Regions from separate parts of the Mus musculus genome. Here region 1 is linked to region 2. The links are chromatin contacts, found by Hi-C or POLR2A ChIA-PET in ENCODE. All regions are on one chromosome and are shown on one strand. The core of a region is the stretch at or near the end of the contact, and the rest is flanking DNA. Distances in the headings are between cores, read along the strand shown.

What was found. Hi-C counts contacts between places; a loop is a spot of excess contacts on that map. ChIA-PET counts read pairs that join two places held with the same protein, here RNA polymerase II (POLR2A).
Region 1: a map of T-helper 2 cell shows a loop between it and region 2 (2.4-fold over the local background). The contact joins the enhancer-like site here to the promoter of Me3 in region 2. A Hi-C loop is called at or near these places in 2 of 37 maps with a recorded cell type or tissue (Patski and T-helper 2 cell). POLR2A ChIA-PET finds 5 or more read pairs at or near these places in 1 of 5 experiments (Patski).

What each region holds. Positions count from the first base shown.
Region 1 is chr7:89,855,110-89,858,272 of GRCm38, reverse strand. No RefSeq gene overlaps it. Among named protein-coding and RNA genes, the nearest start is that of Ccdc81, 47 kb to the left of the region's middle. Within about 2 kb of position 1,837, at least 1 of the 3 ENCODE cell types and tissues checked has a DNase peak (open chromatin) inside an H3K27ac peak, as active enhancers do.
Region 2 is chr7:89,631,404-89,634,306 of GRCm38, reverse strand. Me3 (malic enzyme 3, NADP(+)-dependent, mitochondrial) reads right to left here and starts at 1,489. Exons shown (of 14, transcript NM_181407.4): 1 at 1,214-1,489. The coding sequence starts at 1,396.

The DNA of each region.
Region 1 (3,163 bases), core at 588-3,087, 220 kb before region 2:
CCTTATCTGGATCTTGGTTTGAAGATCTTGAGCCATAGTGGCTATGGATTCCAGAAGATTGAATCTCCGAGTTAAGGAACACACCTTTAATCTGGGCTATGCCTTTCATCTGGGATTAAAGGTGTGGTGGAACACACCTTTAATCTGGGCTACACCTTTTGCTGGAGACAATATAAGGACATTGGAAGAAGGGAGTCTAGCTCTTGCTCTTGCTCCTTTGCCTGCTTGCTGCGTGAGACTGAGTAACTGCTAGATCCTTGGACTTCCATTCACAGCTGCGACTGAACAATTGTTGGGAATTGAGCTGCCGACTGTAAGTCATCAATAAATTCCTTTATTATCTAGAGACTATCCATACGTTCTGTGACTCTAGAGAACCCTGACTAATACAGGTAAGATATCTTTTTTCAGAGCAGTCTTGCTTTATTTGATTTGTGTGTGCCTGTGTGGGGATGGGTGCGTGTGAGTTCAGGTGGTTTTGGATGCTAAAAGCGGGAACCTTCTGGGGCTGGCGTTACAGGAGGCTTTGAACTGCCTGACACTGGCGCTGAGCTCTGGCCCTCTGCAGAACCGGCATGTGCTCTTAACCGCTGAGCATCTCTCTAGCCTAGGATCATTTAAAATTTTATATCCCCCTCATACATGCACATAATGTACCTTAATCATATGCAATCCTAATATCTCTTCTCACCTCCTCTCTAGAACTTTACCTTCATGCCCCCTGCCCCCTTTAAAATAACCGCCTGAGTCTAGTTATCCACTAGGTCAGACATAGCAAACCTACCAGAGCCCACGCCCCTAAGGAAAAATGACTTTCCCTCCTCCAGAAGCCGTCAATTGTTCCTCAGTTAGTGGTGGGACTTAGTGAGCTCTCTCCCAGCCGTGAGGGAATGCTGACTGGTCCGGCCGTGTGCAGGGCTTGTGCAGGTAACCATCACTGCACTACTGTGAGTTCCTGAGGGCAGTGGTCCCACCATTTCCTGACGTCAGCATTCCACAGCACTTGTTCTTACTCTCCATCCCTTACATTATTTTTGTTCCCTTTGTAACTGGTCTCCACACATTTGTCGTACGCTGATGCACGCACATAATGTGGGAGAATGAATGTCAGGGGCCGAGGACTGGCTCGGGTTCATAAGGTGCTTGCTGGAAGCCCTGCTTTCCATTCTCAGTACTGCGTAAAATGGATAAACACGCACACTTGTAATCTCAGCCCTTGTAAAGTGGAGACATTAGGATGAGGGCTTCGAAGCTATCCTTGGTACATTGTGAGTTTAAGGCCAGTATGGAGCTACATAAGACTCTGAGGTGTATGTGTGTTGGGTTGGAAAAAGAATCCAAATAATGTTGTTTCCTAGAGTTAAAACTTGAAGCAGGCACAAATGCTCAGAACCTTCTGCTATCCTTCTGCTTCCTATCCCAACACAGCCCGTGTTTCTCTCCAGTCTCAAGCAGGCTTTGTCCCTGACTTCCAGCCTCCCTGGCTTTCCCCCCTCATCCTCAGAGGGAGGGCCTCACAAACCCTCTGCTTATTGGCTCTGGATCCGTGATTGATGAGGGGGTGCTCAAGTTGCTTGGACTCCGGGGGTGGGGGGGGGGGGGGGAGAGGCTTGTGACTGGCAGGGTGTGGATTGGCTCCCTCTGTGGCTCTTCCACCTTCAAAGCCAGGGGAGATGCTGTTTCCCTGGGGCAGTCCGTCTGCAGCTCCTGGGCCTACACTGCTGTTGCTGCCTGTGTCACCAGGATCCAGCTGGCTGTGCGCTTAGGACGCAGCTGTTCATGAGTCGGTTGATTCTTTTCCGTGGGGCTGACGGTCAGCCATTTATGGAGTTTCTAAAAGGTCCTTGGAGATAGCTGCTGGGCACAGCATGACTGTTTTGAGTGGACTGTAGGGAGCCATCAGTGCTCTCCAGCCAAACGCTCTTAAAGTAGAGTCAAGTTGGGTCATTGGAACACGGGTTCTGAGTGGCCCGGGCAAGCATCTCTGCCTTGCTTCCCTATTCGCACATTGATGCTTGTTGAAAGGCTCTTTCTTTGTCAGTCCCAATTTCATCTTCAAAGCTCTGGAAATTTCAGGTGCCTGGTATTTGACTTTGGTTTCTTGAAATCATTTTTGTATTTTTAAAAACTTAAAAAATATAACCGTATGAAGTTCTATTTTTAACTAGATTAACACAACTTCGACGAACCACCCATTTGCTGTGGAGTTCACTTACAGGAATATGAGATTTCTTATCTCACATAATCCAACCTGTGCAACCAGAACAGAGTTAGAGGGACTTAGAAGAACTACAGAATTACCATGATAGTACACACATAAGTGTGTGAAGCAACTTGAGACACGGCTCTTGTTGAGAAAGAAGGTATCCAAGTTCTAGGCTGGCCTTTTGATGATGGCTCATCACCGTCCAAGCAGATCGTGGACGACAGGTTAAGTCTTGAAAACATGAAATTTCGTGAGGAGCTTGGCTGTTGTATGGCTGTACCTTGTGCTGCAGGTCTTGGGAGAACTCCAGTGCTTGCTGCAGTAAAAAATGAAGAGGAGCTATGGCTTATAAGACAAAAGTGGGTCAGAGATTTCTCCAGCAGGCAACTTCTGTATTTGGAGAAACAGTGTTCTAAAACGTTGCTGCTTTTTAGAGTCTCCAATGGAAAAATAGCGTTCAATACAAGATGGCTGCTTGATGCTGTTTCCTTGGGAGTGGAGCTTGAGATATGACCAAGTTCATTGCACATTTTAGTCAATAATATAGGCTTAATGAATGAAACTGATAGTGTTTCCATGGGAATATTAAAGCTACAAGCTTGACAGCAGTGCAACCTCTGTCATGGTTATTACTATGCATGCAAGATATGTAAGAAATTTAGTGAGATTGGCTGCCAAGACATGACACAGTACTTGTCTGGTTTTAGTTATACAGAATTAAAATCCCCCCCCCCCCCGAAATATAAACAGCATTCCAAACCTCATGTGGTTTATTCCTTAAGTCATTTCAAACATTGCAAGTATATAGTTACTTACCTGCTCTTTGGTGTTCACCTTCTTGAAGTTTGTTCCACAGTTGCTTCTGTGGGATTTTAAGTTTCACAGTGACCAAATGCATTCCCAGAAGTTTCATTTTGCGCTGTTTTGAAGGTTCTATTTTGAAAAGCCAGCTTTGGT
Region 2 (2,903 bases), core at 240-2,739:
TTTATTTGCTGAAAGAGGCTCTCACCTTCTAGCACTACTGAAGCAATTCAAACAGGCATGGATACCTTAAATGCTTTGTACCGGAGCAGAGTACCGGGAACTCAAGGTCTCTTTGGAGAGTAGGGGGTCAGTGTGACAAGTGAATCTGAGCACACAGACATTTTCCTTAGTTTCAGTTGATGCTGTAGGAAACAGCACTGCACAGTTGGCCTCACCCTTTAACATAGCATTTTCCATAGAAGTTGTGTCATTGGAATTTCACCATCCTGAATCAGAGAAACTACTAACATTTTTTGAGAACTTCCTGCATGAGGACTATTCTCACATTTTATTTGCAGTAATAGCTTAGCAAGCATTTATGAGAGCTTAAATATTAATTCAAATCCAGTGGTTTTGAAACTTTTTACAATAATCAAATGAGGTCATACTATTAGGCTGAAAAACGTTGAGCCTGCTAGTTAAACACGAGGAATTGTGGGGAGTGGGGGACTGGCTTGAGTCTTGGCTTCCAGTTTCTGTTCCTCACAATCCTCTGAACCAAAGATACAAACTTGATTGCTACAAGAAGGAGGTGTGCTCCTAGGTTAATATGCAGGTATCTGCAGTGGGCTGAACACGGCCAAAGCATTAGAGATCTGCATTTGGTCACCTTGGCTAAGACCCCTTTGTTCTGCATTCTGTTACAGGACTGGTTTAAATTAAAATCTTTAATTCTTCTTCCAGTACTAAAAGTTCTATAATTCTAGACTTTTCTGTCTTCCGGACTCATGTTTTCCCAGATATTCACCATATCATTAGCTAACACTTATTATCTCATTGGTGCCCGAGTCTGTGCTAAGAACTCTGCCTCCGTTTTCCTGTTTTTCCTTTTAAACCTTGCAACATTCCTAAGAAATCTCTAACAGATACTTTAATTCACGGAGGTCAAATGAATTGTCCTCAAGATCTGCTGGAAATCTGACTCTAGCTCAGAGGGACCATCGGGAATACTCACTGGGTCTGTATTGTTTTTGCTGAGGAAATTAAGGTCAGTAAAACTGATCACATCTCTCCATGTCAAGAGGGGGACGAAAAGGCCAAAGCAAACAGAGCAATATCCAGGAGGCAAAACCAGAGGGCTCTGGAAGGACGCCATAGGTTTCGTCCCAAGCCCAGGGGGCGGGGCGTCTTTCCCTGCTAACCACGGGATCCAACGTCCTACCCGGACCATTACCTTGTTGAGATGGGGGTTCCTGGTGACATCGTATCCGCGCTTCTTCAGGGGTACGGGTCGAGGCGGGCCAGACTTGGAGTGGCAGCCCTGGGCGGGCGCGGAAGGTGCCTGGCGCCGAAGACTGCTGCAGGCTATGCGAGGCACGGAGGTCAGCCGCGCGCCAGTGCCCAGCGCGGCGCCCATAGCCCTGGCACAGACCTGGAACCAGGGCGAGACCAAGGTCAGGGGTGCCCTCTAGGCAAGCCAGGTCCTGCGCGCCAGCAGGGCGCCGGACCTGAGCTCTCGGAGAGGCTGGGGGTTCCTGATGGAAGGCGCTAGCCTCCTCCCCTTGTCCGAGGCCACCTGCTCCTCGCTTGGTTGCGATGCTCACCCCTCAGCCAGCAAAGCGAAAGCAAGCCCAGAAAGCAGATCCCGTGCGGATGACAGCCCGTGCCTCCCTGCCCCCATATGGGAGAATACTCTCCAAGGAGTCCCCGCACCCTCAGTACCTGTGGTTAACCTTGGTTTCTCCTTCTTCCGCTTACCTGCCTAACTGGAGAAGCTGAAGTCTATGCAGTCCCACTGCGAGCAGGTGGGGCAAGGCGCTACTGTCCCCTGTCACTCTCTGGCCAAAGGCAGCACCTCACAGGCAGTGCTAGCTCACGGGACTGATGCATTCAGTAAAACAGTCTCCAAACCTTTCCTTGCGGGACCAGATTTTCCTTGAGGATATGCGCGGGGGCTCTTCATAACAAGACAGGATGAAGCTCATTTTCCTCCCACATGAGGGTTTTTGTGCTTTTGTACCCTGGCACTCTCTATCCAGAGGTCTGAATGGCACTTAGGGGAGAACACTTGAGGGTCAGCATGCCCCCACCTCTTGAGCAAGACCTGGGCAAGAATGCTGTCAGTATAGTAACCATTAGCCACATGTAGCTGTAATACTCTAAATAAAATACAATTTTAAATCCATTTTACAGTAAATAAAATTTCTAAATAAAATACAATTTTAAATCCCAGTCACAGTAAGTGCCTTCTTTTAAACCAGTTGAGACCATGTTTGAATGTATATAGGTACAGAACACTTCCTGCTTTGTAGAACGTTCTCTTCTGTTGATCTGCGTTCCCCACTTCCTAAGTAAGTTTCTAGGAACCCCATGGAACCAGCCATAGACCATAGATGTTAGGTCACTCACACCTTGATGTCCACTTCTCCCTGAATTTAAGTGTGTACTTCCTCCACTTAGTGTTCAAGAGATTCCTTCTAAAGGAAATACATCGCTCTGTGTATGGGATAACTCCTAAGTTGTCAGGAGGCCTTGGTTAAGCCCAGCCTGGCTCCTGCCAGCTTCTCATCTCATCCCACTTCACCTTGTGCTGTCCTTGAGGTCTCCTCTGACTTGCTTCTCCCCATTTCCCTGTCTTACTCACCTCCATCTCAGGGCTTTTGCCTCTGCTAACACTTTTACTGGGAACATCATATTCCAATCTTCTAAACAACTGCCACATCTCGTCTCTGAGGTTGCCCCTAATATGTCAACTTGGAAGCCATTATTCTAGTCATTCCCTTCAGTGCTGACCATCCCCAGGGGATGCATAAGAAAAGGGTTTTCCCCTAGGTATAAATGAACAAGTCATCTACTAGTTCATTGCTATTGTGGTATATTGCCTGCCTCCCCCTTATGATACTGGCTTCACTGGGCTAGGGCCT